Linked DNA regions of Homo sapiens: region 2 is linked to region 1. Evidence: read pairs that join two places in POLR2A ChIA-PET (ENCODE). Cell type or tissue: Caco-2. All regions are shown on one strand. Links, peaks and the distances in the headings refer to the core of each region. The heading gives the core; the rest is flanking DNA. Region 1 overlaps LOC105372564 (a long non-coding RNA gene). Region 2 holds the start of LNCNEF (lncRNA neighboring enhancer of FOXA2).

What was found. Peaks named below come from ENCODE experiments on the same cell type or tissue, not always from the same donor. Only the 100,000 strongest peaks of a DNase experiment are listed, where the experiment ranks them.
Region 2: POLR2A ChIA-PET joins it to region 1 with 12 read pairs; 3 of 35 experiments call an interaction of 5 or more read pairs at or near these places.

What each region holds. Positions count from the first base shown.
Region 1 is chr20:22,497,894-22,513,897 of GRCh38, reverse strand. LOC105372564 (a long non-coding RNA gene) reads left to right here. Exons shown (of 3, transcript XR_937341.3): 3 at 3,099-3,798. Among named protein-coding and RNA genes, the nearest start is that of LINC00261, 73 kb to the left of the region's middle. RefSeq lists an enhancer at 652-1,153. In Caco-2, for the core only: no CTCF peak of the experiment used is centred there; a DNase peak (open chromatin) is centred at 10,957.
Region 2 is chr20:22,600,010-22,616,013 of GRCh38, reverse strand. LNCNEF (lncRNA neighboring enhancer of FOXA2) reads left to right here and starts at 8,497. Exons shown (of 3, transcript NR_109883.1): 1 at 8,497-8,668. RefSeq lists an enhancer at 3,796-4,466. In Caco-2, for the core only: no CTCF peak of the experiment used is centred there; no DNase peak of the experiment used is centred there.

The DNA of each region.
Region 1 (16,004 bases), core at 6,829-11,828:
ATGGCAAAAGTGTCTGTGAAACTCTACACGCCAATACATTTAGACCCAGATGGACAACGGCTTAGGAAAAATAGCAGCCTTGGACTAGAGGAATCAAAGGAAAGCTGCCGACATGGAGTCACAAACAGCACTCTCTCTCCCAATAGAAGCTTCTAGACAGGTTCCAAACCCAAACTAGGAAACCCGTTCCAGGAGGTTCCTAAGTGAGTGAGTGATTTGGGAGCCAGAACACACAGGGAATCCAGGGGAAAGTAGTAAAATAAAATAAAACAAGAAGGGCCTTGGGTGAGCACACTGCACCATGGCCTGAGTAGTAGTATTATTTCAATTATTTGCACCTGAGGAGACGTACAGTTGCTTTCAATGTCCAGAATTTGCAGGTGAACCTCTCAGACCTTTGCTTTTCTCCTTTATGGGTTTCTTTTCCCTGGGACACATTGTCAGCCCTTAGCTGCTCACTAAAGCCTCCTGATTTGAGATCTATATGACAAATGCCTGATGCTAAGCAGAGATGCTGAGGCCTGGAGCCAGGAAGGCGAATTAGTTTCCTAGTTCTAAAGGTAGGGGTGTGTGGTGCATGCATGAGAGAGAGAGAGAGAGAGAAACAAGAGGGAGAGAGGGAGAGAGAGAGAGAAACAAGAGGGAGAGAAGGAGAGAGAGAGGGAAAGAGAGAGGGAGAGAGGGAGAGAGGCAGAGAGAGAGGGAGAGAGGGAGAGAGGCAGAGAGAGAGGGAGAGAGGGAGAGAGGGAGAGAGAGAGAGAAAAGAGAGAGAGAGGGAGAGAGGGAGAGTATATAAAAATTCTCTTGCTCTCTTTGCTTCTGTAGATGTAGTTAACAAGTCCACTTTTAGGGCTTAATCTGCTGGGCACACTTTCTTGATTTTATAGCTAGAAATGATCTAATTTAGGCAGAGGGGGCTGCCTGAAGTAAATACAGCACTGGTTCAATTAGGTGGGGATAGATATGCACTACCTTTAAAAGAAGATAAAGACATTTGAACTGTTGGAAATACTAAACCGATCAGCCATCACCCTTTCCTAACATACCCAGATAGTAGCTGCACCCCCTGCTTTGCTTTGGGACTATAGGCAGAGCCAAGGGGACTGTCCCCTCTGCATGACCCGCAGCTACTCTCCCTTTGTCTGCAAACAACCGAGAGGAGCGAGTTGGAGCCCAGAGCAGCAGAGACTCAGCCTAGCAGCTGACTGGGCCAGGTGCGTTTCCATTGGCTGCAGAGGCCCGGTTGAGCTCTATTTTCTTCTGTACATAAAGATAAGAAGCCAAGGGCCCCCTTCCGAAAGCAAACACGTTTAATTGGAACCACCGCCTCCCCATGATTCACCGGATGGAATTTACAATGGTGTTTACCTTTTTCCACAAAAGTAGCAAATGAATCAATCCCAATAGGAAATATAAATCTAGGAAATATAAATCCCCAGCAGATGCATTTCGAACCACACAGGAAAGGACTCACTGAGAAAGAAGGCCCCTGTAACTCTAGAGGGTTTTGCCCAGAAGTAAGAGTCAAGAGTGGTCCAGATTAGTTGAGGAGAAGCAACTTCACATATGAGCTTAAAACAAGTCCTTGCACGAGCCACCTTTTGCTTGGCCCCTCTTAGCAGTGGGAATTCAGACAAAACTTCAGGAATGCTTTGCTGGGCAGCTGTGGTGCATTCAAAGCAGAGAAACTGCCTTAATCTTTGCAAAACCAACAAAGATAAGCAATAGCTTTAGCTGGGCTGAAATTAGCCAATGCGCTGCTACACAATGCCCTGGTGACCATTATCCAGGCTCTGACCGCCGCACGGCACTGCGCAAGCATGCTGGCAATGTTTAACAAACCATCTGTCTTGTACCTGCTCCCACTCAACAGGGGCCTTTGTTTGAACCCTGGCCCCATCCAGCATGTCAGCTATCTATTCCCCAACAGGGGAAGCCCCTTCATCCCATTGTACAATTTTCATAACTCTTTTGATTCCAGTTTGTCCTACAGAATGACTTCTGCCAGAGAACATTTTGGAAAGGGAGATATGGATTCTGAATCTGTCCACTGATTAGTTTCTAGAGCACCATGTGTGTGAAACCTTACTTGCTTATGTGATTTCCCCCTCATTTGTCTTTTTTTAAGAGAATTTCAATATTCATTCAAATGTTGATTTTATTTTTTCCTTGGTTAGCTGTGTTTAAGTTAGAAACCTCTCTCTCTTGTTCTTTTCCTCTCAGATATATGTTTTATACTGCAGTAAGATATTTTCTGCATATGTCGGGTGCAGTGGCTCACAACTGTAATCTTAGCACTTTGGGAGGCTGAGGCAGAAGGATCGCTTGAGCCCAGAAGTTTGACAGGAGACCCTGGACTCTACAAAATATATACACACGTGCATGTACATACATACACACACACACACACACATATACACACATATACTCTGCCTAAATCGCACAGTACCTGGAATTTACTGATTATATTACATAGGTGTTAGACGAAACCATTTGAACTTAATGTTTTCATAGATTTATAACAAATATTGACGGTTCATTTCATATGGTCCAATATATGTATTTCCTTGTAAAACTGCCCACATTATTTTAGACTAGAGATTTGAGAAGATAACTGATCCAATACATGGTTTTTATTAAAAAAAAGAAAGTCTCCTTTGAGAATTTATTTATTTATTTATTTTGAGATGGAGTCTCCCTCTGTCGCCCAGGCTGGAGTGCAGTGGCGCGATCTCGGTTCACTGCAAGCTCCGCCTCCCAGGTTCACGCCACTCTCCTGCCTCGGCCTCCCGAGTATCTGGGACTACAGGCGCCCGCCACCATGCCCGGCTAATTTTTTGTATTTTTAGTAGAGACGGGGTTTCACCGTGTTAGCCAGGATGGTCTCGATTTCCTGACCTCGTGATCTGCCCGCCTCGGCCTCCCAAAGTGCTGGGATTACAGGCGTGAGCCACTGTGCCCAGCCGAGAATTTATTATTTCTCTTTTTCTTCTTCACCTTGCCTGGCTCTCAGCGATTCTCCCTCATGCTCAGGAGTAAAATGTCCCCATATTCTTTTTCTATATGTCACCATGCTAACGTAATTTCAATTACCTCAGATACACCTTCGCAATGGTGACCACAAGAATCCACTCAGCCTTGGAAGCTGTCCTTGAAACTCACCCTGAAATCCCTGCCTAGCAGACAGGAGACCTCAGGCTGGACTCCACTCACTATGTTATCTCGGCCTCCCCGGGACTCTTAGGACACGACTTTCTTAATCTTTCCAAGGGGCTAAGCTTAACCAAAAGGAAATACTGCATAAGATGTGTGAATACTTCAAGATCTGTGGAATATGAAGCTGAAAACAGCTCTGTGTTTAGAAATGGTTACCGTGCATGTGTCTGTTTCCCCGAACTAGCACCAGAGCCTCGGTTTGAGGGTCTGTATTTGATCCTTTTCTCCTTAGAAAAGAGAGACCTTGTTGAAGGAATGTTCTTTTTCCAGAGGAAATTTGGGAAACAAAACGGTCACCTTAAAAACAGCAGCACAAGAAAGTTTGTCCTTAAATTTAAATTTTCTTTCAAGCCAGGAATTAAAGCAAAGGTGGGAGTGGAAGAATCTCTTCAGATTGTAACTCTTGAAATTTCCAGGCTAAGGGAAGTCACTGTGGGAGCATTCGAGCAGATTGGTGGTCACCACTGGGGATTCTAGGAAAGACACGTTTCTTCATGTTTTTAATCTCATCCTTTAATTCCAATTTCGGTGTATGTTATATGTTTTGTAAGGTATTCTAACATTAAATACGTGTTATATGAATACAGTGTATGTTCATGAATATTTCCTTCAGTTTTATATTTGAGTTGTTTTGGCCTTTTGACTTGTGAATAATGCTGCTGTGAACAGCATGTGCATGTATTTGTTGGAGTCTCTGTTTTCAGTTCTTTAGGGCGTATACCTAGAAGTCTCTAGGTCATATGGTAATCCTATGTCAATTTTTTTGAGGTATTGCCAAGCCGTTCCCCACAACAGCTGCACCATTTTACTTTCCTACCAGCCATTGTAAAAGGGTTTCAGCTTCTCCGCATCCTTGTCAACACTTATATCCCTTAAAACAACAACAGCAATGAACTCACGGTCATCCTAGTGGATGTGAAATGTTGTGTCATTGTGGTGTTTATTTGCATTTTCCAAGAGTCATCTTTGTCCACATGTCCTTTGAATTGAACTTCAAGGACAAGGATATGCACCCTCTGGTGTTGGTTGAGAATGATTTGTGGGTCCTTCCACAGTCCCCTCTGGTATCTCCTAGAAGCTACCACATGGCCACAGGTGCGGGTGCCTCAGTAGGTCCCCCTTCCTAAGAAGCATCGCTGTCACCAGGCCAAGCAGGCCAGGAAGGAGGAGTGGTGTGTACCCCATAGTGAAGGGAAAAGAAAAGAAGACTCAACTGCAGGCAGAGAAGGAGCAGGATCATTGGAGCCCAGGGTGTGGAGACAGCCAGGCTCTGGGAAGTCAGAAGAAAGAGCACTTTTCTAGGCAAAAGGCCCTGTGATGGGCCAGAGTCCTGAAGCCTAAACAGGACCATAGCACGGAGGTGTGTTCTGTGTGCACAGGCAAAGAGACACAACCCAAGGCCAAGAGTGGGCAGGAAGGCAAGGAGTGAAGTGAGATCTCCGGTACAGAAGGCAGGTGGACAACATAGGCTTAGACCAGGGAGCTTCAGAGTCTTGGGGTCCAGAATATACTGGCACATCTGCAAACAAATGGAGGAGCAATTCCTGCTCCTGAGCCCAGAACCTCTCCTCTGTTTCGGGTTGAAATGGTGGTTCTCAACCTGGGCCACAGTTCGAGCCACTTGCTGAGCTTATTAAAATCCCCATGCCCAAGCCAACTAAATCAGATCCACTGTGTGTGGGGACCCAGGCATCAGTATTTTGACATTCCCCTACTAATTCAAATGGGAAGCCAAGTTTGAGAAAAGAAGAATTTTAGGTTTAAAATAGTAGATTTAAAATGTGGAATTTATTAGATGTTTTTGTTATGAAATAAATATGATCATGTTGTAGGAGTTTGGAGGAAAAGAAGATGATGAAGGAAGAAGATACCACCTGTTGCCTCCTGACCTTCTGGCTGATGCAGATGTTGCAGCCTGTGCCCTATTTGGGGGGTTCCATTCCTAAAAGAACAAATTGGGACTGGCAGCCAGGGTTGGGCTGTGCTGCTGGGGATAGGATGTGATGTATCTTCTGAGTCCCCAGCACTGAGGCGGGCGTAGTGATGGTAGCACTCAATAAATGTTTGTAGGGTGAGTGAATGGAAGCATGAAGGCATGAATTCATGAAAAGCAGCCCGAGACATGGTCCCCGCCCTCTAGGAACTTACAAAGGGGCGGCTGAATAGGCATTACAATAACAATAATCGGAGGGCAGTAATAGTTCCCACATCGGTGGTTCTGTGTGTCTGTGCATGCAGGCCTGCAGCCAGGGAAACCAGGGGAGGGGTTCTGAAAACTCTGTTTAGTAGCTGTGGCCTCTCTTATCTTTATTAATGCACCACAAAGCACTGTCACACTGTCCTCTTCTCGATAAAACCCATAAACAGGAGCAGAGGAAAACCCAAGGAGGCAGGTGCCAGAGGGGCCCGGAGCCCTCTCGGGTGGCCACAGAGACAGAAGTTGAGGAGAGCGGAGAAAACCTGACCTCTTGGATGTGGAGTTATTCTGTTGATTTTTTTTCTTCTTTGCTTCTTTGATAATATGTCCCCAAGTTCTCTAGCCTACAGATAAATGAAGTAAGTTGATAAGCTGAGAGCTCCTTGTCAATTAGAGCTTCCTCTTCTGAAATGGTAGGTGTAGGGGAAAGAACACGCCAGGACAAGGAAGAGCTGGGGCTGGTCCTGTCTGATCATCTACTATTTATACAACCTTAGGTAAGGTGCATTACTTCTCCGAACTGCAAAGCACGCAGCAGTTTCTGTTCGGCTTTCCTCTCCTGGTGGTTGTAGAAATTCAGCAAGACAGGTCTAAAAGGTATCTTCTACTGCTTAGGTGGTTTTCGCTTCCTGCCTCTCACAGGGCTGAGGGTGCACAGGTCCCTGCAGACACAGAGCTGCCCACAGGCTGGGGTTACTGACTCCACTAACCTGAGCTGGAGCCTCATGCAGCTGCTCACATGCTGGGGAAGCAGATAGCCGCCAGTAGGTACTAGATTTCTAAAAGGATACCAAAGAACCATTTATACATGCAGCTTTACTAGCCATGACTGCTATTTCAATTCCCTCTCTCTTCTCCCTGTATCATTCCCAGGCACTTCTCTCTCCTATTCAGAAAGAGTATGGCCTTTTCCATCATGGCCTATTCTGCCTCTTTTTTTTTTTTTTTGTAGATTCAGATAAAAAGGCATTTGGGTGACCTTAGGTGGCCAGTGAGTTGTTGATGAAACTGGGGTGTGGACATTGACCTCTGCCTGCTCACCTAGGTCCCTTGCACTGAAAAGCATGGCACAGCTGTTTACCTGTTTACTCTGAGCCCTCAGGGCAGCTATCCCCAGGGTGGCTCAAGTATGCTATGGGCCTGGTTTAGGCTGGGGGAGCTGGGCTGTGGCCAGTGAAATCTACATGCCATTTGAAGAGCTGCTACGGAAGAGCTCACTTGACCTTTAAAATTGTTTATATTTTTATTTATTTTTTTTGTGTGTGGTTAGCGATACCACAGAGCTTCTCTGTATTTTTTTACTTGAGAAGTAATTTTATTTAGTATTATTAAACTTTTTATTATTTTTATATTTTAGAGACAGGGACTCGCTCTGTTGCCCAGGCTGGAGTGCAGTGACATGAGCACAGCTCACTGCAGCCTTGACCTCCTGGCCTCAAGCAATCCTCCCGCCTCAGCCTCCCGAGTAGCTGGGACCACAGGCATGCACTGTCATGCCCAGCTAATTTTATTTTTTGGAGAGATGAAGTCTCACTAACCAGGCTGGTCTTGAACTCCTGGTCTCAAGAGATTCCACTGCCTTGGGCTCCCACAGTGCTGGAATTACAAGTGTGAGCCACCACACCTGGCCAAGAGAACTGATTTTAAAATCCCAACTTGTCTCTGAGCTTCCTGAGGGCAGAAGAGCAGAGACTAAAATAGAAATAGTATTAGAGAACTTTCAACACTTGTGGCTTTGCTAATATCTTCATCTATGACTTACTGATTCCTCTCTTTGGGCCTCATTTTTCTTTTATAAAATGGAGAGGTAGACGGTTCTTATGGTCCTGAAGCTCTCAAGCTTTTTTATTTTTTAAGTGATTTTATTTTCAAATAAATTTTTATGCACAGACCTGAATCTATAAAACCCAAAAGGGGATATTTTATTAGTTTAATAACTAGCTAGTATACTCGTCCTTAGTTTAAATTTATAACATTTAATTATCCTACAAAGAGAATAATATGGCAGTTTGATGGCGAATGTCTAAACATAGCTTTTATTATATAAAGAGAAAAGTTGAGGCTCTTAGAAATTTGGAAATCATATCGACTTCAACACATTTTTTTTGTAAAAAAGTTTTTTGGTTGCACAATCTGGATAAAATTTTGATCCACAGAGCTGAGCAGTTGCAAATGATACCTTTTTAAGAACAATCTGTCTGGAATCTCAATGTCTTCCTCAGTGTCCAGGAAAAGGGAGTGAAGTTGTATTTGGAGGCTGACACCAAGATGTCCACCTGGCGGAATCAGCAGAGTGCCCTAGCTTAGTGGACTGTGCATGCTGATTGTATTACCAGTTTCAAAATTATTTTTAGAATATAAAAATAATAGACAATATTTTAAGCAAATGTTTTCTGGCCCAGAAACACGTTAGAAAAGCAAGATCAACAGAAAATTATCCAATCCCTGAGCTGTCCTCACTAGCTGGTCTAGACAGTAAATATCTTGATGAAAATATAAAAATATTTTATTTGATATTGATACTTTATCTTCACGTTAAGTAGGAAGCATTAAGAAAAATGACCTGCTTTTGGCCGGGCGCGGTGGCTCACGCTTGTAATCCCAGCACTTTGGGAGGCCCAGGCGGGCGGATCACGAGGTCAGGAGATCGAGACCATCCTGGCTAACATGGGGTGAAACCCCGTCTCTACTAAAAACACAAAAAAATTAGCCGGGTGTGGTGGCGGGTGCCTGTAGTCCCAGCTACTCTGGAGGCTGAGGCAGGAGAATGGCGTGAACCCGGGAGGCGGAGCTTGCAGTGAGCCGAGACCGCGCCACTGCACTCCAGCTTGGGCAACAGAGCGAGACTCCATCAAAAAAAAAAAAAAAAAAAAAGAAAGAAAGAAAGAAAGAAAGAAAGAAAGAAAGAAAGAAGAAAGAAAGAAAGAAAGAAAGAAAGAAAGAAAGAAAGAAAGAAAGAAAGAAAGAAAGAAAGAAAGAAAGAAAGAAAGAAAGAAAGATGACCTGCTTTTTAAAAACTCCCGTGTTTTTCAGGGTCATGTAATGTAGCTGTGTGGATCCATTTCTAATGAGCCCCCAGGCTGCAACAAATCAGTGTGGAAGTAACTCCATTCTCCATCATCTTTCCCAGGGCTCTCACTTTTCCTCATGTTACCAGGAAAATGAAACTTTAAATCAAATAGCATTGCTGGACATTCTTACCCAGGGATGCCCACAACCATGTGCCTGGCCCCAGAACACTCAGCCTGGCACTGTTGATACCTGCCTTGCTTCCTGTCTGTGCCTACCTGATAACACTTTTATTTTCAGTTACCTGGGACGAAGGGCACCTTGTCATTTTTAGACTGTGGGTGGCATTGCCCGCTTTGTCAGAGAGAGATACTCTCTACCTGGCAAGGGGCAGGAAGGAGTTACGGGTCAGGCTCTGCCTCTGCAGTTCAAATGTTGCCCACTTGGACAGCCCAGCAGTCTGGACTCTGGAAATTCTGCCCAGTGGTTGGGCAGCTATGGCCTGTTTGGGGTTTGGCATTGGAAAGCAGATGTGTGAGCGCAGTGCAGGCATATGTGGTGGTGGGATTGATTGTGTTTCTGCATAGGTGGCTGGCACTGCAGCCCTGTGGTGCCCATTTCACATGCACTTCACTTCCAGCACCCATGCTGAGAGAGAGAGGTCCCGTCCTGCGTGCGCCAGGTCGTTGCTCCACTAGGGAAGGTACCACCTGTGAGCTCTGCCCTGTGTTTTGTTCAGAACCCTACCTGTTTCTCCTGGCATGAATATTTTGTTGCATCAACTGTCATTATACTGGGTTTCTTTGGCCAAATGAATCGTGGAACTTCAGCCAAGTACCATGCCACTGCTCATGGGAAGAACAACCATTTTCCAGCTGCCACCGAGAAATGGGAAGGGTTGCACGTCCTGAGACACAATACAGCATTCCCTTGTAGGGAAATTTTAGAGATTTTCAGGGGTTACTCTGAACCATGTTTGTATCCTGTGTACCGGCGTTAGAATTCACAAGCTGCAACTTGACTGTATTCAGGAAAGACAATACCTGGAGAGCCCTGGAAGAACCATCAGCTACTCAATGTTAGGTGCACCGTGGCGGTGTGGCATGTCCAGGACGGCTCTCTCACCAGAGGGCTTAGGTGAGGTGTCCTCGCTGGAGATTATGAGAATGTTTAGCTTGTTTAATGGAGACAGTTTCATTCTGCTTAGGAGGCAGCAGGAAAGAGAACACTGCTGTATCAGGTGTGCACACCCACACGTGCACATGTAAACCATGAACACACATACATGGGCCAGGTAAGGAAGAGAGACGGGGAGAGTAAGGGGGCCTGGGGATAAAACTGGTTGATTAATGAGGCTTTCTAGATACCAGAACGCTTCCAGGATTCCCTGTTTCTGCATCTCTGCTTATTGAAAAACAACCGAAAATGGGGGCATGGGGAGGTGGTTTCAAACACTTGTTTGTTTAATATGGCTTGTCATGATGGAAATGTCAGTGTCTGGGGCAAGGCCATTGAGCAGAACTTTCTGTGTGATGGAAACATTTTGTGCCTGCCTGTCCAGTATGATAGCCACTAGCCACATGTGGCCTTGGAGCACTAGACACATGGCTCTCTTTACAGGGCAGGCCCAAGGCCTCAGCCCAGTAGATTCTGCACTGGACCTTTACAGTCACCAACATGTAAATTTCCTACCTTTTCACCCAAGCTGAATTCCCAGACAATCTCTGGCTCACTCTAGAACTCTGATGCGTGCCGACATTTCTATGTTGCTTTGAGTCTGCAACCTTCCCCTCCCCAGCGCTGGCCCCTGCTCTCCATCACCTCTAATCTGCCAGACCCTGTAGAGAGAGACATTCCATAAGAGTGTGTGACTGGACCTTCGCTTCCCAGGCCACTTCCAATGGGCCTAGAGTTCTTCAGGTACAATTTAGTGCCTTTAAACTTGGGGTGAAATAATTGTGGCACTGCTTCAGAGCCAACCGGCATCTAACACAAACCTGCCCACATAAATGGCGGGGACAGGCTCTGGACGGAGCCTGGTCCCCTGGGAACCAAGTCTGACCTCCTTAGCAGGCCCTGCAAGCTCCAAAGCTGATGCCTGTCTGGTCTCAGCATCACTCACACCTCACCTGTGATGGGGAACTTCTGGTTCCATCCCATGAGCCACACAGGGCGAATTTTCGGGTAAGTCTCTCTCCCCAGACATTACCCAAAGCAGGTACAGGATGAACGTTGGTTGTTAATTTCAGTGGGGATTTCAAAAGCTGCCTAGGTGTCCTGAATAGAGTAGACATTTCCTCACTCTCCCCACACCCTCACCCACCCCACCACAAAGGAAAAGAATGACTTCTTTGTTCTTCAGGGACAAGTGATAAAAAAAACCTCTTGTTCAGCCTGTCCCCTATAAAATGCTTATCTTCTCTGCTGGTAGGAGACACTTTAATTCCTTCCTGTTCACTGATTGCTGCTCCTCAAGGCCCCTCAGTGCCGGTCCTTCCCAGTGCTCCAGGTAACGTCACTGTCACCGAGGAGCGCTGGAGGCCATCTGTCACTGGACACACTATTGTTACAGCTGCAGCAGGTTGGGCTCGCTGGCCACCCAGCCCCTGAGCGCTGCATTAGCTCCGCCTATAGAGAGGGGCCCACCGTTCTTCTCATCAGCTCCACTCCTACCTCCCTGGGGTGATGGCTGTTTCATTGTTTGATTTTGCCGCCACTCTTTCTTCATTTCCCATTGGCCGTCTCTCTTCCCAACTCCTTATGGTTAGAGTGATTTTACAAGAATTACTGTTTTAGAATTTTGCAACCTCGATGGACCCCCCCGGAGGTGTGAGAAATCATAACCCTGCTCTGGGAGTTGCTGACTCAGGCTCCGGCCATCAGCCCTGTTTTGTCATGGTGGATCTCCATGAAGGTTTCAGAAAATAAAATGCTAAGAAATGTCTCTGCCAGCCTCCGGAAAGGCTTCTTCCTGCATTTAAGAAAATTGACAGGTAACTCAAAGGAAGATTTCTATGTTAAAAATGCTGCGGCAGTACAGCATTATCTTTTGTAGCCACGGTCTGCCATAATGTTCACTCGCTTTCCATTTCCTGGTTCTGGGAAGCAGCAGTGAGGGCCCCCCAGGGATGTTCCACTGTGCAGGAAGCAGGGAGCCAGGGAATGCTCCAGGAGCGGGATTGTGTGATTGGAATCGGACCTTCCACTCTGTGGGAATAGCTGGGAGAGTGGAGATTTGGAAAGGGGAGTTGGAAGATCAGAGAAGCGTCATCTACCAGTGAATCTGAGAGGACCTGCCCTGGCAGAGGGGCCGTGAGGGAGTTTGGCAAAAGTCTGCGGGAAGCCATTTCCTCTGTGCAGCTCTGGGTGTCTGGTTCCCGGCCAGCTGGGCTGAGCCTGCAGAGAATGAGCTGGACACTGAACAGAGGACAGCGAGGACCCGTTGAGCCCCACCAGGCACTTCTGCGTCCATCCATCCTTGTGCCAGGCCTACTCAACAGCCTTCAGAGGGTGATGGACACTGCTTTGCCTCTGTAGCCCAAACCTCAAGTAATTCTTCTTTTGGTCAACTCTAACCCAGGTTCTTGCAGGGGTAGGGATTCTGGGAAATAAAACTCTTGGGTAAACCAAGCTGACACAGCACAAGCAACACAGATTTGTTGAACCAGGAGAACTGCTGAGCCCAGATAGGAGAGCTGGCATGGAGGCCAGGGCCACTGCTGAGAGGAGCTGGGAGGAGAGGTGAGAACACGAGGCAGGGTCCAGTAAAGCAGGATGGCACACAGAGCAAGGGTGCATCTGGGGAGTAATGCTAAGCCACTGCCATGTGTCTCGTGGCACCTTGGATGGGCAGAGCACCTTGAGGGCTGCTGGGGAAGGAGACAGCTTGAAGTCAATGACCTGTGGCTGAGCAAGTGGTTTCTATTGGGAGACAAATCAGAGCTCTTCTGGGGCTGTGGCTACAGAAGTTTCCCTTCAGAATGGCAGGTCCCTCAACATCCCACTCCTCTACTCCCCTACTTTGTGCCCTTGGTTTCCACATCTGAACCATAGACACCTACTTCCCAGCTTGCTGTGAAGATTGACTTTGATGTGTAAGTAGGTGGCCTTGATGATCATGCCTATTATGTTTTAGTTAAAGAGAAAAGGCCAGGGACTTTCCCAAGACACACAGCTGGCTGCCAGCAAAGCTGGAACTCAAACCAATGTGTCCTGACTCAAAGCCCAGTGCTCCACCAGGTAAAACATGACATCAATTGCTGTGTTCTGTCTGGTGTATACTAAAACAACAATATAGTCTCCCCATTTATAGAGCATGAGCTTGGAATTGGCTTTCCTCTGTTGAGCATGCATTATTACAGTCTTGCTCACATTTTTCTCACAATTCCCATTGCAAAATAGAAAATGATAGCATTCATGCAAGTGAAAGAAAGCTGACCTTGGACTGAGTTGATTGTCTTGAGCCCAAGCCCTCAAGCTCAAGCCAATAGCCAAGGCTGGTGGGGCCTGAGTCCTAGCCTCTTGGGATGATGGACCCTAAGTAGGGAGCATCGAGGTCCAGGCTCCAAGTGTGATGGTTAGTGATGGAGAGAAGACTCTGAAAAGGGAACGGAGAGAAGGTTCCATGGCACAGGAGGCAAATGGAAGCCATTTCATGGATGATATAAAAAGAGTTGGTCCAATTGTGAAGTGAATGGTTTGGAGCCCCTGGCCATCCTGTCTCCGTACCTTCTCAGCTTCTCTACAGTCCTCCTCTTCTTCCCTGTCTGGGTATCCTGTGCTGTCTCACCCTACTAACCCCTCTGACCCCTTGCAGAGGAAACATTTTCATGCCAAACCTTGAGAGACAAGCAGAGTGTGGTGGGTATTAAGGACAACTATAGGCACAGGACAAAGATGTTAAAGCGAGGCCACCCGAGCTGCAGAGGGTGGCTCCAGTTTCCTAGAATTTCTCTCACTTTCGTTCAGTGGCACAAGGATGATGCTCAGGCGCCAGGATCACTTTGTGGTGGGAAAAGCAGAGGCTCCCCACTGGGTCAGCCGGGGCTTCATGAAGTTCGCCCCAGTGCTACAAGAGGCTGCAGAACTTGGTCACCATCAGCAATGCGTCTTCAACTTTATTTCCTGTGTTGCTCTTCTGGGAAAACTTTTGGCAAGGGAGGAATCAAGGTATGGGGCGTGGTGGGAAGGTATCAGGTCTGAGGGCAGCTCCAGATGCAAGCTGTTGTTTGCAGAGGAAATGTGCTCTAATAGACAAGGAACCCATCAGACAGCTGTTTGGGGGTCCTCAATATATTACATTTTAAAAGGAAAGAAAAAAGCATTGCCTGTGAAAACGGCATTGGCAAAACATCTGCTGAGCACACAGCACTCCTGATCCCTGGTGGAGGTGGGGATGAGGAGGTCTGCAAACAAGCTCTGAAGCAGGTGTGCCCCAAGCAACCCGTGTTGTCCCTTGTCCCTATGCACACCACCCACTTTCTAAGTGAGGACAAAGAGGCACGTGGGAGAGGCAGCTGCTGTAATCAAGAGGGTGGTGGCCCATCACATTACCCAGAGCGACCTCACTCTGAACGTGAGCAAGGTTGTGAAGCATCATCATTGGTACTTCCTGCAGCCTAAGGGAACACGTGTGTCTAGAAGACCAGCTGGGAGGGGGACTGTGTTTGCAGGCAGCTGTTTCTGGCAGACCCTCTCAGCAATTCATTCCCAGCACCATCTGCCTGTAGAACCATCGCTCATGCCAGCGAGAGAGTCTGAGGCTGCACTGCCACTCCATCCAGCATGCCCTTTGGCAGAGAGCACTTCTGCCAGCTCGTGTGGGTGACACTCTATCAGCCGGTGAAAGAGCAATCTCTCTTCTCTAGGACAGATGGGTAAAATAATGATAATAGAGACTTTCCAAAACACATTCTCATCCATCACCTAATCTCACTGAATCCTCACAGCACCCCTGTTCAGCTGCTGTCATGAGCACCGCTGTCCGGATGAGGGGCTGAGGCTCAGAGAGGTCTGCAGAGCTGATGTGTGGGGTGGCCTGGAGGACTTACCCTCCTCTCAACTCGAATGGTGGCTCTGTGATGGTGTTCTAGTCTCTGTGAGCCTCAGTTTCTGTCAAATGAAGGCAATCATAACTCTTATTTTATAGAGTTTTTGTGAACATTAAGAATTCAATATACAGTTTGTAAAGTAGTGCTTGGCACCAATAAGAGCTTAATAAATACAATAGTCTCCTTTTATCTGCAGTTTTGCTTTCTTTTCCTCACTCTGGAATTCATTTTATTACAATGGTTAGAATATTCATTCCTTATCATTCTAAACAGAATCATCACTCTGTGTTCATTAAAAAACTAAAAATCGTAGAATAGATTAAAAGTTTCTTTATAATTTACAAGAAACTTTCATATACATATTTTTTTTTAATTCAACTTTTACTTTAGATACCTGGAGATACATGTGCATGTCTGTTACATAGGTATATTGGATGTTGCTGAGGTTTGGGGTATAGATCCCATCGCTCACATAGTGAGCATAGCCCCCAGTAGGTTGTTTCTCAAATCTGCTCCCTTCCCACCCTCCCCACTTCATAGTCCACAGTGTCTCTTCTTCCCATATTTATGTCTATGTGTGCCCAATGTTTAGCTCCTGCTGATAAGTGAGAACGTGTGGTATTTGGTATTTGGTTTTCAGTTCCTGCATTAATGTTTTAGGATTATGGCCTCCATATACATCCATGTTGCTGCAAAGGGCATGATTTCATTCTTTTTTATGGCTGTGTAGTATTCCATGGTGTATATTACTACGTTTTCTTTATCTAGTACAGCATTGGTGGGCATCTGGGTTAATTCCATGTCTTTGCCATTGTAAATAGTATGGCAATGAATATGCACATGCATGTATCTCTTTGGTAGAATAATTTACTTTCCTTTGGGTATATACCTAGTAATGGGATTGCTGGGTTGAATGGCGGCTCTGTTTTAGTTCTACAAGGAGAACTACAAAACATTGATGAAAGAAATCCTAGATGACACAAATATAGAAAAACATTCCATCCTCATGGGTTGGAGGAATCAATATAATTAAAATGGCCATACTGCCCAAAGCAATTTACAGATTCAACACTATTCCTATCAAACTACAGATGTCCTTTGTCACAGAATTAGAAAAAAAAACTATTCTAAAATTCATATGAAACAAAAAAAAAATAGTCCAGATAGCCAAAGCAACCCTAAACCGGAAGAACAAAACCGAAGGCATCACACTACTGGACTTCAAACTGTGCTATAAGGCTAGGTAACCAAAACAGCATGGTACCAGTACAAAGGCAGACACATGGAATAGAACAGAAAACTCAGAAATAAAGCTTCCACCTACAACCATCTGATCTTTGACTAAGTCAATGAAATCAAGCAATGGGGAAAGCTCTCACTATTCAATAAATTGTGCTGGGATAGCTGGCTATTACTCTCTTCTCCATTCTTCCCTGTTGAGCTTTCCAAAGATGCTGAGATCTCTGTTTTCTCTTCTCTTTCCTTTTTGCTTTTATAAATCTGTATTTAAGGCATTCCTAGCCCTGATCTTA
Region 2 (16,004 bases), core at 6,356-11,355, 100 kb before region 1:
CTTCACACTTCTAATCGCAGCACTTTGGGAAGCCAAGGTGGATGGATTGCTCGAGCTCAGGAAGTTGAGACAAGCCTGGGCAACATGGCAAGCCTTGTCTCTACAAAAAATACAAAAAATTAGCCAGGCATGTTGGTGCTGGCTTGTAGTCCCAGCTACCTGGGAGCCTGAGGTGATGATCACTTGATCCCAGGAGGCAAAGGTCGCACTGAGTGGAGATCACGCCACTGTACCCTAGCCTGTGTGACAGAGCGAGATTCTGTCTCAAAAAGAAAAAAAAAAAAACCTTTATGAAAGTTTCGCGTGGTGCAGTGCACCTGTAGTTTCAACTGCTCAGGAGGTTGAGGCAGAAGGATCGTTTGAGGCCAGGAGTTTGAGACTGCAGTGTGCTATGATCATGTTGGAGAATAGCTCTGCACTCTAGCCTGGGCAACATAGCAAGACCCCATCTGAAAAAAGAAAGAGAAGGAAACAAAGAAAGAAAGAAAAGGAAAGAAAAAAAACCTTTATAAGATTGTAGTCATTATTACTGAGGATACATTTCAACTTTTGACAATATCTGACTCTGGCTGTGAAAAATGAGGACATAAGCAAACAAAGTGTTTAAACATAAGTTATTTGTCTTCTATATCTATGATGTTTCCATTAATTGTCTAATTATAGTTAATTGTCATTATCTCAGGCTTTTTCTGGGTCACTTACACAGCTTTTAGCCCTGTTAGGTATATTCTTGGTAATTCCTGCTATATGTACAAGTTATGGATAGAAGTAGTTTCTCAATTTATGCTCTTAGCTTAAAAAAAACTTATTTCATACAATTTTTTCAATTTCTTGTTTTTGAGTTTTTTTATTTTTTAATTTTCACTTTGAAATAATTTCAGACTTATGAAAAGGTTACAAAAATAGTACGAAGAATTTTCTTTCATATGTCTTGCACCCAGCTTCCTCAAAAGTTAATATCTTATATAATCACAGTGCAAGTATCAAAACCAGAAAATTAAGAGTAACACAGCCCTGTGAACCAGCCTTTGGATCTACTCCAATCTTACCACTTGCCTCACCAACGTCCTTTTTCTGTCCAGGAGCCAGTCTAGAATCACACATTGCATTAAGTTATTGAGTGACTCCGTCTTCTTCCTTAGTTCATGTCCTTCATTAGCGCCTCGATAACACGAAATGAAGCCTTCGCTGGTGGGGAACTTTCTTCTGCTTCCTGCATTATGCCTTTTCCAGTCTGGCTTCTTCCTCTCCCTTTTCTGCACATGGTGCAGCCATTGTGGTTGCCCACTTATTTGGGCAATATTCCCCCCTTTTTTACTTACAGAACCCCAACCTTATTCAGGCCTTGAGGGGAGATCCTTGATCTCAGATAAGATGTGCCAGACCAGTGGGCTGTAGTGATTTGTGACACAGTCCTGGCCAAAGTGACTTAAGGCAAATTCTGAGCTCTGCTGGGAAGATTCTGGGAAGGACTGATTCTCTGCAGTGAGAGAATAGGAAGTGAGCAGAGGAGAACAGCCCCGCATTGCCCCTACCCCTTCCAGTGACTGTGCGGTGGGGATGCGATGCACTAAGCTACTGAAGTCATTTAGTGATCAGGAGGCCAGTTCTGAGAGAACCGCACAGCTGCTGACCCAGAGCACTGAGATCAATCAGCTCCCCACCTCCAGACTTGTTATATGAGGGAAAAAATCCCTGTTTGTCTCAGACGTTTCTTGCAAGATGTTCTGATAGTTGCAGCTGGAATCATCCTAATGGACAGAGCACACTATGTCTCTTCTTTTTTGCTGAAGTTTATTTGCATAGTTGCTTTTCCACTTTTCAGCATGCTTATGAGTGAGTGGTTCTGACTGGACTTTCTACCTCTGGCTTACGGTGACTACACTGTCACTGACTTCCTTCCCATTTTATCTGAATCCTAAGCATCCTCCCCTCTGCAGTATAATTTAGGGGCTGAGGATTGTAGTCAATCTATATTTCTCCAGAGGTTTATTTCTGCAGAGATTTCATTTTGTTCAATGGGACACTATTGGAGAGCTTTAAGGATGGAAGTGATATGATCAGATTTACATTTTTAAAGATTCCTGTCTGCCGTGGGTTAGGGGCAAAGCATAGAAGAAGAAGAATGTTTACTTAGCAGCTCCAGTGGTCCCAAGAACTACAAAGAGATAATAGATGGTTTGGACCATTAGGGCATCAGTGGAGGGGATGAGAGGTGTTTGAGGTTTGTGTCAACAACTCTTGCTCGTGGATTGGACACTGACTATGTGGGAAAGTAAGAAAGTAAGAATAAAACTTGGGTTTGGGGTCTAAGCCCCTGCATGAGTGGAGATGACATTTAGTAAAAATGAACATTGGGAAAAAAGGAAGATTGGGCAGTGGGTGGGTGGAACGAAAAACAGGAGTTGTCTTAAGCACAAGCGAGGAAGAAGCAGCCAGGAGGGCTCACTATGGGGATTTTCTTCAGTTCCTTGGATGAGGTTTCTCTCCACATGGGTTCTTCTTCTCTCTTCTGGTGTTGCATGTTGTGGCAGACATGGTGGTTTTCTACACATCGGGCAATGTCCCCATGCCTCTTCCTTGCTGTCAGATTCCCAGCTTTGTACGAGTCCTAGGGAGACACTGGTCTACCTTAGAAATTGGTGGGATATCCTGAGGGTGAGGCTGGAAATACTACAACTTGACTTCTTACCTCCTGTCAAAGAGGGTACTATGTAAGAATGTGTTCATTAAATAGTAAGCCTCCAAAGACCTTGGGAACTTATCACTTCCCTTTACCCTCAATTCATATATAAGGAAATTGGAGTTTAACAAAGTGAAGAAAGTAGCCCAAAGTGACACAATCCAGAAGTGGGACAACCAGATGCAAGCCTGTGTCATCTCTCACTGCAGGTTGTTCTAGCACACAGCACGTGCTGTCTCCAAGACCCCACCAAGCCCATGGGGTGCTTCGTTCACCAAAAACAGCACCTAATTACCCCCTCTACATAAACATTTGGCACATACCAGTACAGTGGAAAAAATATTCCTGCTGTGAACTTGCCATCCCTGTCTCCCAGCACTATGGGACAATCTGTGTGGTGATGGCGCTGGGCAGTGTTGTCCTCCCCTTCTTTTGAAGGGCTTCTAGCAGACTGTCATCCCCACTCCTACCCTCACTCCCTACCCACAAACAGTGAAGAGGAGATAGCAGGGACACGCTACTGAAAGAAAGCATTGGTTTTCAGAAATAGACTCTAAAAAGAAGGAGGTCAATGAAAATGTAGGCTATTTTTTAACGACTTAAAATTTGACAGAAAATGTCCATTCTTATCAATGTGAGAGAAGATATCTGTGACTAAGAGCAAGAAACACTGGCCAGCTCAAAGAAGGCCTGTGAGGTGTGGACCTTCAGAAAGGCCCAAGCACTCTGAAGTGCCTTTGTTTGAACGTGTCTTCTTGTTACAGTAATGAGAAAGGTGTTGCCTTAATGAGCCATATAATGCAAATTTTAATGGTAAAATTAAATTTTGAATAAACACTAAGAAAAATCAAATATTAGAAATCCATTTCTTAAAAGCTTACAACGGTGACTTGTCAATGTGCTAGGTGAACTTAAGTAAGATCATTTCAGATTATGTATGCAGTGCTGAACTATTTCAATCTAATTATGTTAAAATTGTGTTTTCATTAAGGCTTCTTCCTAATGCAAGAATGCTATTAAAATTATTTTCACTGACATTCGCCTAATAAGCTGGCTTAGAATTTGCATTTACATTTGACCAGGTAGTTGTTTTTAGAATTAGTGATGCCTCAGTGGGAACCACCCCCACCTCCCATCCAGGAAGGGCTGGTGTGAGGATTAAGGGAGACACTGCCACAGACGAAGCACAGTGTTCACAGCCTGACACACCCTGAGCACCTTATGAGGCTGACACATCATTACTGCCATTCTCAATCTCTGTCTATAATTATGCCCTCTGTGGCAACAAATATGCAAGTAAACAGGGGCAGTTGTCAGGCTCCAAATTTTGTAGCTATTTCTTAGTTACAGCCAGACATTTCTAGCCACTGACCAATGCAGAGACAGAAGATGGGAAGCCACTTCCAGGGTCCCATCACACCCTGTGGGCTGATTTCCTGGAGTATGTCTTAGTCTAGCCATTGTAATCCTCAATGGTTAGTGAGAAGAGAGGGAGGATAAGGAATGCTTAGATATTAGCAAGACAAAAGTCAGTAACACTAGGATTGCAAGGGGTTTAGGTTCATAGCTATACAGCTACCTAAGAAATAGTTGTGAGAAATGACCCTTAGAACCATGGCAGCAATGGTGCTTCCTCCACCTACTGGATTCACAGGACACATTGAGTACTCAATGACTAATCCAATTATTTACTTCACACATACTTATTAGATGTTTACCATGTGCTAGGAGCCATTCAGGTCCTGGAAATATTGCAGTGGACCAGGAAAAAAAAAGACCGCTTCATCTTAACCCTCTAGAGGGAAAGCAGATAAAAACAAGAAAATAAACTTCAGAGGGAGATGGTCTTCCCTGTCATAGTAAAAGCATTCAGTAACGTTCTGTGGAACATCCATTGGGTTCCAGACCCACCTACCCAGAGAAGTTCACCAGGGAACTTAAGAGGGTGATTACTCTTATAAGAAAAGAAAAGAAACATAACACAGAGTGAGTAGCAGTGCAGGGTTGCAGTAGGCAAGCTGAGCCTGGGTGGCAGGAAGGTAACACTTGGGCCAGGAACCAGATCCAGAAGGAGCCCACTGGTTGCCATGTAATCCCACCTCTCCTTGCTCCCAAGCCACTTCCCATAACCCTCAGGATACAGGCAAAGGACACAAGGAGGAAAGGCTTGAATTAATCTTTCAACACAGGTTGGCATTATCACATGAAGCCCAGAAGAAAAGGAGATAGAGGAATAAGCACAGGGTGGGTGAAGAGTGGTCTGGAAAGACCCCAGGGAAGTTCTAAATAAGTGACGAGATGAGGAGACCCTTAGGGAAAATCATTCACGATTATTAGACTTTCCTGATGGCATTCCTTTTAGGCTACCCGAATGTCATACAACTTTCATGACTATGGCTGATTCTAAGGTGACCCCCCAATTATCCCACCTCCTGGTATTTATGCCCTTACATAATCCTCTCCCCTTGAGTGTGGGTGAGACTCGTGACTTGCTTCTAACTGGTAGATGAATCACACAAGATTATATACAATTGGAACATCGGTCTTGCTGGTCAACTCTCTGCTTTGCTGGTGTTGGTAAATTAGCAAGGGATATGTTGGGGGCCATGTTGGTAGGCCCATGTGGAAGGGAACTGAGATGGCCTTGCCCAGCTAGAACCCAGCTAGAGACTGAGGCCCTCAATTCAACAGAAGGCAAGGAACTGAATTCTGCTAACAGCCTCATGAGCTTGGAAGTGGATCCTCCCCTGGCTGAGCCTTACAATGAGATCCCAGCCCCAGACAACACCTGGAACTCGGCATGTTGTGGGTCCTGAGGTAGAGGGCCTACTAAGCTGTGCCAGGATTCCTGACCACAGAAACCATGATATAAAAAAAAAAAAAAATGTGTGTGTTTCAAGCCTCTGAGCTTATGGCAATTTGTTATACAGCAATAGAAAACGAATACGATGGCATTCACGAAGGTTGATACAACTGCTAAAGCGTTCAGAGAACCAGGAAAGCATTACGGGGAGGGAAGAGGTCTGGAGCCCAGGGGGTTTCATAGAACATAACGTAATGTTTTTGATATGACAGGAAAGACCTGAGCACAGGAATGCTAAGAATTAAGACTTCTCACTCGTGCTTAAGAGATTGTCAGAGAGACTGAGGTGGCCAGGTGGTAAACTCTTGTTTACCACACTAATCCAGTAGTGTGGATTAATTCAGGAAATGTAGAGTCACGGCCACAGATGGATTTTTTTGCTTATTACAAAGAAAAATTAGGCTGGGTGCAGTGGCTCACACCTGTAATCCCAGCACTTTGGGAGGCTGAGGGGGGTGGCCTACTTGAGGTCAGGAGTTCCAGACCAGCCCGGCCAACATGGTGAAACCCCATGTCTACTAAAAATACAAAAATTAGACAGGCATGGTGGAGCCCGCCCACAATCCCAGCTACTTGGGAGGCTGAGGCAAGAGAAACACTTAAACCCGGGAGGGGGAGTTTGCAGTGAGCTGAGATTGTGCCACCACGCTCTAGCCTGGGTGATAGAACAAGACTCCATTTTAAATGAATAAATAAATAAACAACCCTGATTATAATAATATAATATACAAATATGATTTTTTTTAAACAAAGTCATACAAAAGTTTATAAAATAAAAAGCAAATTCTTCCTCCTCTCCCCTCAGGTTGTCAGTTCCACACCTGAAAGATTACCAGTTGTTATCATTTATTCTCTATCCTCCAGGAAATTTTCTGCATGTATCTAAGCATATGTGTGCCTTTGTCTACAAAGAGGAATAAACTATATCTGCCCTTTGCTTTTCTCGTGACACTGTGTCTTGGAGACCCCTCAGTGCCTGCGCATTGTAATTAGTCATCCTTTTTCATGGCTGCTAAAATTCCTTTGTATGAGTATGCTTTATGTAACTAGTCTCCTGCTGATTAGCATGATGTTTCCATGTTTTCACTATGACAATAAATGTGACATGTAAATCTTTGTTCACTTCTACAGTTGCAGGATGAAGAACTAGAAGCAGAATTGTGGGGACAAAGCATGGGCTACCAATCTGTCCATAAAAGCTGTACTGATTTTATTCCCATACCGCTACAAGGGCATATTTTTTAGTGAAACTTTGGCCAATACTGCATGTTAACAAATTTTAGAATTTTTGCCAATTTAATAGGTAAAATTAGTACCTAGGGTTTTAATTTGCATACATCTGATGTTTTCAAGCTTCTCACAGGTGGAATCTATTCAAAGGATCCAGAATCCAGGACAGAAGGTAGACATTAAGAATGAAGCCCTTGGTCAGGTGCTGTGGCCCACATCTGCAATCTCAATACTTTGTGATGGTAAGGGTGAAGGGTAACTAAAGACCAGCAGTTTGAGACCAGCCTGGGCAACATAGCAAGACCCTGTCCCTCCGCCACCAGAAAAAAAAAAATTACCCCGGCATGGTGGCATGAGCTTGTATTCCCAGCAACTCAGGAGGCTGAGGTGGGAGGATCAATTGAGGCCAGGAGTTTGAGGCTGCAGTGAGCTATGATCATACCACTGCACTTCAGCCTGGGCAACAGAGTGATACTCCAACTAAAAAAAATAAATAAATAAAGAATGAAACCCTTTGCGATAAATGAAAAGAAGAAACAATGTCATTTCAGAGCATCTTCTCAAGGGTAATGTACCCAGCACCCCACAGGTGGTCATGATCTTGACAGCCACCTCATGAAAGCTCAGAAACTTTCTTCCTTATCTCAAAATTGCTACATACTTTGCTTAGAGTAAGATTAGTGCATTATAAAAGAAGCAATGTGCATCAGGCACAATTAAAACATATATTTGAGTACTTGATGAACGTCAAAAATGATTTGTAATCCAAATGTCCTTCTACAGAGTCTTCAGGAAAGAACTTATGATTCTCAGGTGATCATCCTCCTAAGTGTGGCCATGCTTGAAGGTTAAAAGAGCCTAGACACTTTTCTTCTACTTTTTGTTCTTTCAAGCTGAAACTGCATCCAGTGAAAATTGCTTAACGGGGTCCCTCCATATAAACCAATAGATGTTATTTTAAAAAAAAAGACTCACAGATTTATATAAAAAAGGAAATGCTTAATTCACATGTATTCAGTTTCTGTTTTGACTGTTTTCAACAGCTTTTGAAGTAGCCTATGAGCTCACAAAGCCCTCAGCTCAGTGCAACACAAACATACAGCGAAAGCAAAGGGGCTACTCAGGTCTCTCCGTCTCGGAGAAAATATGCCAAAGACTGGATTATTTTTTAAATCTATTTTTGCAGTGAAAGGAAGCCACAGGCATCTGAATACTGGCTCTCTAGCTTGACACCTAATTTCTGCCAGGGTATGAAGAGCTCCCTTCTGAAACTGCACCTCTGGAATTTGGGTTGGTTTAAAACGAGATTGGAGCATTTGGGTGGCTTTTGTTTTTGTTTCCCGGTTCTCCTTCAGGCTGGTATTTCTTTCCTCCAAAGGACACTGTGTACTCACCACAGGGACTCCTGATTATCCCAAAACACAAATCCTGATTCATTTTTTAAAGACTCATGATTGAGGGCTCATCCTGTATTTTTGTTTTCCCCCAGCTATAGTCTACCTGAGCCAACAAAATGAGTGTATTCATTTTATTTTTAAAAGCCTCCTACAAATCTTCAGTGACTCTTTGAGTATAAAATATTCATACCTTGACTCCAAATTACAGTTGGGAGCATAACCACTCAACAAGTACTTTTAGTTCAGATTCATTTTAGATTCATACAAGCAGAAGAAGGAAACTTGGGAAACACAAAGTCTCCTTTGAAGGAAAGAAATCCTGAATGAAGAAACAGAGGGATATACTGCCGTCTTAAACCAACCCAAATGCCTCTGCCGCAGTCGCAGTTATTTAGGGTGGAGAAGCGGGCTCTGGCAACTAGAGAAGGTGGCCGCAGCATGGGGACACCCGAATTGAGGAGCTGTTTGGGCAATAAGCTGATTTAGAGAATTAAGGTAAGTCAATCAAATGTGACTGTGTTCCAGCTACATCGACTTTTATCAAAAGTATTCAGCACTTGTGGAAGCTATTCTGAGAGTTTAGTCACATCTACTGCAGACAGCTAGAAAGGTGATTTTACTACGAATTTGGATGCCAAAAAATATAATCTCGATATTCAAAACCCATTTTTTGATTTCCGTGAAGTGCTACCTGGCAGGTCTGGTTGCAAATCATTTTGCAAATGCAAATCCCATTCTCAAAAGTTTCAGGAGTTTTTCTTGTTAGTAGTCCTCATAATTGTTGCAATCCTGGTATAGATATCTTTAGAACAAAAAAATAAAGAAGCCTCCTGGACTTTCAGAATGGAGACATTATGCTAATTGGAGATGGGAGGTTTTATTTGACAATGGTTTGAAAGAAATTCACCAGCATTTATGAAGTCTGCTGGGCTATGAGGTCTTTGAAAGGTACAAACATAGTAAAAGGCAATTTTTTTTCTGCCAATAAGATTAGACTTTGCTAACATTTTAGCTAACCTAACTAAAGCCTTACTGGGAAAGGCCACACGTGGATGCCTTTCAGGGATCACATAACTGGAAGTCCAGAGGTAGGGAAGATTTTGAGTTTTTGATACTGGGGCCCAGTAAGAATGTCAAGGCCTCTGGATTCTGTTTTTCTCGTCTTCTTTCTGTGTGGTCAGCATCATGCAGGGTTGCAAATGGATCCCAGCAGCTCTCATGATTACAAGTTTCTTCCACCACCTTCAGGAAGGGAGAGCAGAGATGACTTTTCAGAAGAGTACTGCAGCTCTTTTTCTAATACCTGCAGCCTGTGTGGCTTACATGGCATAAAGAGTTCACTCTTGAGTTTATACCTGTGGCCAGGGGATAAAGTTGAACCTATTAGTTCAAGAGTGGGCCCAAGCCAATTGCCAGCACCAGAAACTCCAGGCAAAGCATTCTTCTTTAGCAGAAATCTTCTTCCTCTTTAGGGCTGAGCTAGAAAATCCAAACCAGGACACCCATCCATTCCAGTGCCCAGAGGAAGAGCAGCAATTTGTAGCCACCAAAATCTTCATCAAGAGATTAGAATTTTAGAGTAAATCCAAGACAGCATGCTGGAGGCCCTGTTTGAACAGGCTAATGTGGAATAGATGGCTCCATCTCAAGGGGCTAGAACCAGATAGACACCACGTCCAAGGCCTTATCCCAGCCGGTCCTAGAGAGTCTTAGTTCTCGTTCTTCATAAAGGACATTCACCTCACGAGAGCCACATGACCCAAAGCATAATCTCTGTGCAGTGGAACTTCAGCCAGTGGGAGGACAAAGTATTTGAGTGCAAATTAAGTTAGCCCAACACCACACCCCTGTGCCAATGCTGAGAGTAACCAGCAAGACAATTGTCACTCACTATTCTAGCTCTTCCACTGGCCCACTGATTTCCCACTGAAAATAACACTCTCTTATCTTGATTCTCAAATGCTGCTATCTGGAACTGAGTTCTAGTATAAATACGCTAATGATGCTCATTCAGCAGAACCAATGAGGTTTGTCCTGGGCAGCCACAGAAAAGGCAGAGACCTCCAGCTTCTCACTCTCTCAAGCCTGGCAGGTAGCAGCACCATGAAGGGCACCAAACTGTGGGAAAGTATTTAATTTACCTAGAGATGAAAAGGAAGCTGCCAGGTCCCGAGCATCCTCTTTTCTCCGGCTCCTGGATGCCTCCCGTTCCTGCCCTCTTCTCAGTTGCCTTGCATCTGGATTACTGCAAAGTCCATCTGTTTTCCTATTTCTAGTGCACCCTCGCTCTACATTCTAGATGTTTCTAGCAGGTTAATCTACCACTTTAATCATGTGACTTCCCAGCTTTGAAAAATTCTGTTACTCGTCATTCCCTGTTAAAAAAGAAACAGGATTTTGGGCCTGGCTTTCAAGGTCCAGCACAATATGGCCAGTCCCTGACCTCCCTGGCCATCTCTCACCCTCCCCTTATGATCTGTCCATATTCCCACCCTACTATCCAGTCACTATTTCCAGAACATGTCTACATCTTTGCTCCATATTATTTCTCATGCATTCCTCCCAAATGGGATGTTCTTCTGTCTCTCCCATCCAAACCCAGCTTAAATGCCACTTCACTGAGCCTCCTCTCTCAAAAGCAATTTGCTTGACTCTCATCTAGCAACCCAAATCACCATGTGTTGGGTGAATTTATAGGTGTACATGTGAGGGAGCAGATCATGTGTGCCACAGCTCATCCACAGAGGGTCCCCAATAAATATTCATCATATGAGTGGGCAAGAATTTACAATTCTAAGTCATCTCTTATTAAATTACTGCTGAGTTCATCATTTCCTGTAAAGGGAACATTGACATGTATGTCTAATAGGTATATTACTCTCTGTATTCAATTGCTAGGGCTGCCATAACAAAGTACCATAGCCTGGGAGGCTTAAACAACAGAAATGTATTTTCTTACCATTCTGGAGGCCACAAGTCTGTGATCAAAGTGTGAGCAGGGTTGCTTTCTCCTGAAGCCTCTCTCCTTGTCTTGCAGATGGACATCTTACACGTTCTTCTCTCTGTGTGTGTCTGCATCCTAATATTAAATAGGCCCCATCCATTAAATGACCTCATTTAAACTTAGTTACCTCTTTGAAGATCCTATCTATCTCCAAATACAGTCACCTTCTTGGGTACTGGGGGTTAGGACTTTAACATATAAATTTTAGGTGGACACAACTAAGCACATAACAGCATATATATTACATACAAAATGTATATACACATTCACACATAAACACGTTTGCCATTTTTCACACTAAATGTTAACAAGGTTGAATATAACAAAATAAAGAATAAGAAATCTAGACAATATATGGAAATATGTGTAACACAATGTTCAATCTTAAAAGATGATAAAATATCTCATTTACTGTCATGGTTATTAGGTAAAATGCATAGTATAAAGCATATGAATTAAACAGTTTTATTTTAGTGTGGTAAGATTTAGTTTTGTGTATTGATTAAATGGTACTATAGCAGGACTGACATTCCACACCACTGTTCCCGTGTGCCAAGAAAAAAATGACTTCTTTATTTCCTATAATTGGACTCAGCTTTGAAGTTCCTCCCACTTTTTTCCCTGTAATGACTGGGGGAAGCTGCGCAAGCTGGCTTGTGGAGAGAAACAGCCTCCTCCGTGTAAGCCACATCAGTCAGCCTCTTAGGCTATCTATTCTAAAGCCACCTTCCACTATAGCTGTTTATCCTTCCTGTGCCTCTTCAAGGTGCCTCCAGGAAATGCTTAATGTCCCTTCAGGTGTTAGGGGAGGCCTGGTCCCTATGCAGAGCTCCTGTATTTGTGGCTCCCAGGTAAAGAGCATCTCCCCTCCCCTGGTCGAGACAATATCCTCTGGTGCCGCTGCAGAGTGCCGGTTCTGCCTGGTTCTTTGGGGACAACTATGTGAGTTCCTTTTGCTGAAGAGTCTGTTGAGCATGGGCCTGGATCAGGACTGTTGGGGGGAGAGTCCACACACATGGCTCCCTTTCACCTTAGGGGGACTGAGGATCCAACCCACAGCAGGCACGATGGCCTCATCCCTCAGGGACTGCACTCACCCCCACAACGCCCATAGCAATGCCCGGCTCTCTTCCTCACCATGGAGGAGGTGAAGAAGACAACACACAGTGTCAAAACCCCGCATCCCAAACCCATGCCCGTCCTTGCCGTTGTAGAGCTGCCGTGTTGGGGGGTCGTGCTGGGGAGGGAAACAGGAGCATGTGTTCAAGTGTCTCTTGAGTCTCACAAAATACCTCCTAGGTGTTTCCCCACCCTCCCTCTTCCTGAGATCGGCCCTAAGGAAAGCTAGCCTGGGCCCCAACTACTCCTCTCCTTCTTCCTCTGGCCCTTCTCTCAAAAATCAGGAAGATATTCCTATCTGCTTCTTGTTGCCTGCAGTGCTTTCACATGGCCTCCTGTAACCTCCCCTTGTCATGGCTCATGGAAAACCTCTAGGGTCTGAGTCTGTCAATCCTCATTCTGGAGATGTAAGGGAGGATTTGGGAGTTTAAATTTTTTTTTCTCTTTCCCCAAAACCTGGTTTTAGGATTATTTCTCTGCTGTGGGCTCAAGAAGGAGAAAACTAAACCTCAAAGTAGGTCAAAGGCATTTTGTTCTTAGCCTTAGACTCTCAAAGAGTGGCCCTTGGAATAGGAGATTAGCATCACCTGGGGGCTTGTAAAAAATGCTGACTCTCAGCTCTCCCCTCCTCACTCCAGACCTTCTGATTCAGAATGTGTAATAAGACCTTCGGGTGGCTCCTGGGCACTAATGCACGGATCTAGGAAAAACTCCTCAACCTGTCCCTCACGGATTCCCTTTCACTTTCACAGTGGATGGGTTGAAAGAGAATATGACTGATGAGGTGACAAAGGCACCGGTTCAATATTTTCAATAATAAAAATTTGCTCTCCTATTCATCATCAACAAATGTGTATCTCTGCAAGAACCAAACCCCTGGGAAGAACCAAACCCTTTCCATGCCCAGTAAGGTTTATGGTTTTTGAGATGAATTCTGAGACCTGTTCAGCATGCACTTCCCTATGTCCATGTCCCCCAAGCTGTGGGACAACCAAAGCCTGGCAAAGCTCCTACCCTCCACTGATCTCATGCCACCTTCACAGTCTCTGGACAACTGGATGTGTTCACTCTATTTTAAAAGGTTAAGCTTCTGAGGCTCAGTAAAATTAACCAATTGACTCAGAGTCACCCAGCTCCCAAGAGACAGAGCTGGGGCAAAGCTGGGTCATTTGAGTCTATGTCCAATGTCTTTCCCAAGCTGTTGAGAAGGAGAATGCCTAGAGTAAGCTTGTTTCTCTTTCTTTAGAAATAACCACTAAAAAAAAAAAAAAAAAAAAAAAAGTGCTTGCCTTGAGTTAGAACAATTGGTCTTCTCTGTAACTCGGAATTTTCTGTGGGAGAATATGATTGCCCTCTAAGATATCAACTTAAAATGTTAGGATTTTCCTTCATATAATGATGCTGTTGATGACATAACAACTAGTTAAGGATCCAGTTTTACTGGAGGAAACAATAACCACCCTCAAAAGAAATACACCCTTGGCACCCTTTTCTCCTCCTGGAGTAGGCACCTGGCTGCACAGGTGAGTGCTTGGGAGTTTAAAGGCAAGGCCTGCAGCTGCCATGGATGACATCTGTTTCATGATCCTCCCTAAGGGAGCTTCTCAGGCACCACACAGCATGTGATGTAAGTCAGACCACTTCCAAATCAAGTGAAGATCCATCTAGCTACTCTACACCCTGCAATTGCCAACATACAGAGAAACCATATTGAGTGTTCTGGGTACTAATTAATATCTACAGCAGGCCCACTCTGAGTCACCATCACGTGCATTGCAGATCTAATCTCCATGATGCCTGGAGGAAGGAGAAAGCATGATCTTGTTTGAGGAAGATGAGGAAACTGAGGCCTAGGGAGGTTAAGTACCTGCCCAATGCTACTCAGCTCATAAGTGACAGAATCAGACTCAAATCAAGGTCTTGAGTCTAAAGGTCATGTTTTTTCCCACTACTATCCATCAATTTCTCTCTTCAACCAGTGAATACCATTGGTTTAGACCACCTGTTAGGCTGGATGAGAAGTCTCAGGGAGGAGCAATTACTAACAGAATCCTGAGGAAAAAGAATGCCTGGTAGGGGGCTGATAAGAGACCCTTGGGGATAGGGAAGCAGAGCTCCCCAGACATCAAAGGTAGTGACTAACAGAGAAGGTCCTGCCCACTGTGTTGACACAGTTGCAAGGAAAAGGTGGTGTTGATGAGTAAGACCAAGCTAAAGCAAAGCTGAGTTTTTTCCCAGCCCAGTCCCAGCTCCTTCTCACACAACCCTTTGAGAAACAGAGCTTTCAACGTGCAGGACTGGTGTGCCTTCACCTTTTCTTGTCAAATTTTAAGTAAACTCAACCATAACCCTTCCAGGTACTTGGGATATGCTGCAGTTTTAATAAAGACAGACCTTAGAACATTGTAATGTAGAATTTCCTACCAATCTGGTGGCCAGAGATTTCCTTCCCAGGCCAGTTGCCTTCACATTTTTTCTCACAAGAAAATGTGGTGATCCATGCAATTTCCAGCTTAAAAGCAGGAAATTGGATCCCTCTGGGTTTTGGACTCCTAGGAAAGGGGGTGCTCCGTAATAAATTGTTTAAGGGAAGGAACCAACCTCATTACCTATCTCTCAACACCTGCACACACCACCTGTCCACCAGCTGGTGCAGCCTGCAAGCCATTCAACCTACCCTCTCTACCCTCCCAAGTCCAAGCAAGATGGAGGCCTCTACCCAGATGCCTTATGACTGGCTGCTGCTGAGCACTGGCATCCACTCAACGTCCCCAGAGAACACAGACCCCGCCACAGACATCAATGGTGGAGATGAATAGCAATTCCTCTGCGAAGACCCTTGAGAATTCATTATATGGGTTGTTCTGAACACTCCTTTAAACATGCAAATCCCTTCAGTACCGCTGTACTCGTGATGGAATAGAATATGAATCAAAGGCTCAGCTCTTTTTATGCTCAGATCATAAAGTCTGAAACATAACAGGTTTATGTGTGGGTTTTTTTTTTTTTTCAACCAGAGGGCATAGTTAAGGCTTTACTTACTCAGTGCTGTCCGAAAGAAGCTTAGGAAAGGGGAAGTAGTATTTCAAATGTTATCTATTTTAAAAATTAAAATGATTAATGACTAGAACATAAAACTCTATTATAGAAAAAGCCATTGAGACTGATTAGAAATACAGAGAAGGTGGAATCTCCAGATAAATTCCAAAGAGTCTTGTGATGGATTTAAGGTCCCATTAGCCTCATGGGGATCAAATCAAAGGCTTTCGGTTAAAAGTAAATCTGAGACTCAGGCATGAGAGTTCTTACAAGGACAGGAGAAATTCCACCAGTACTTTGCAGCAATGGCCCTGAAAACTGGAGGACTCTTCTCACACATGGTGGGAATTATCACAGTCCTGGTATTTTGCACAAAAGTGCTTCTGGTCAAATTATAAGTGCTTTCCTCTGTAGTCTATTTGAGCCCCCCAGGTATAGTCCCTTTTCTTGCCTCTGGTGTTCAGGGAAGAGCTAGATATCTAGCCTTTCCTTGAAGATTTTCCGTGATGGTAGTATCTTATCAGGAGTCCCTATTCACTGCAAGTGAATCACCACACCAGGAAACTCAAAGCAGGGAAATCACTTACCTTCTATTTAATAGGGAACACAGTTCACCATTACTCAATGCTCTAGCTGACTCTTTCACCACTGAGCATTGGAAATGCATAG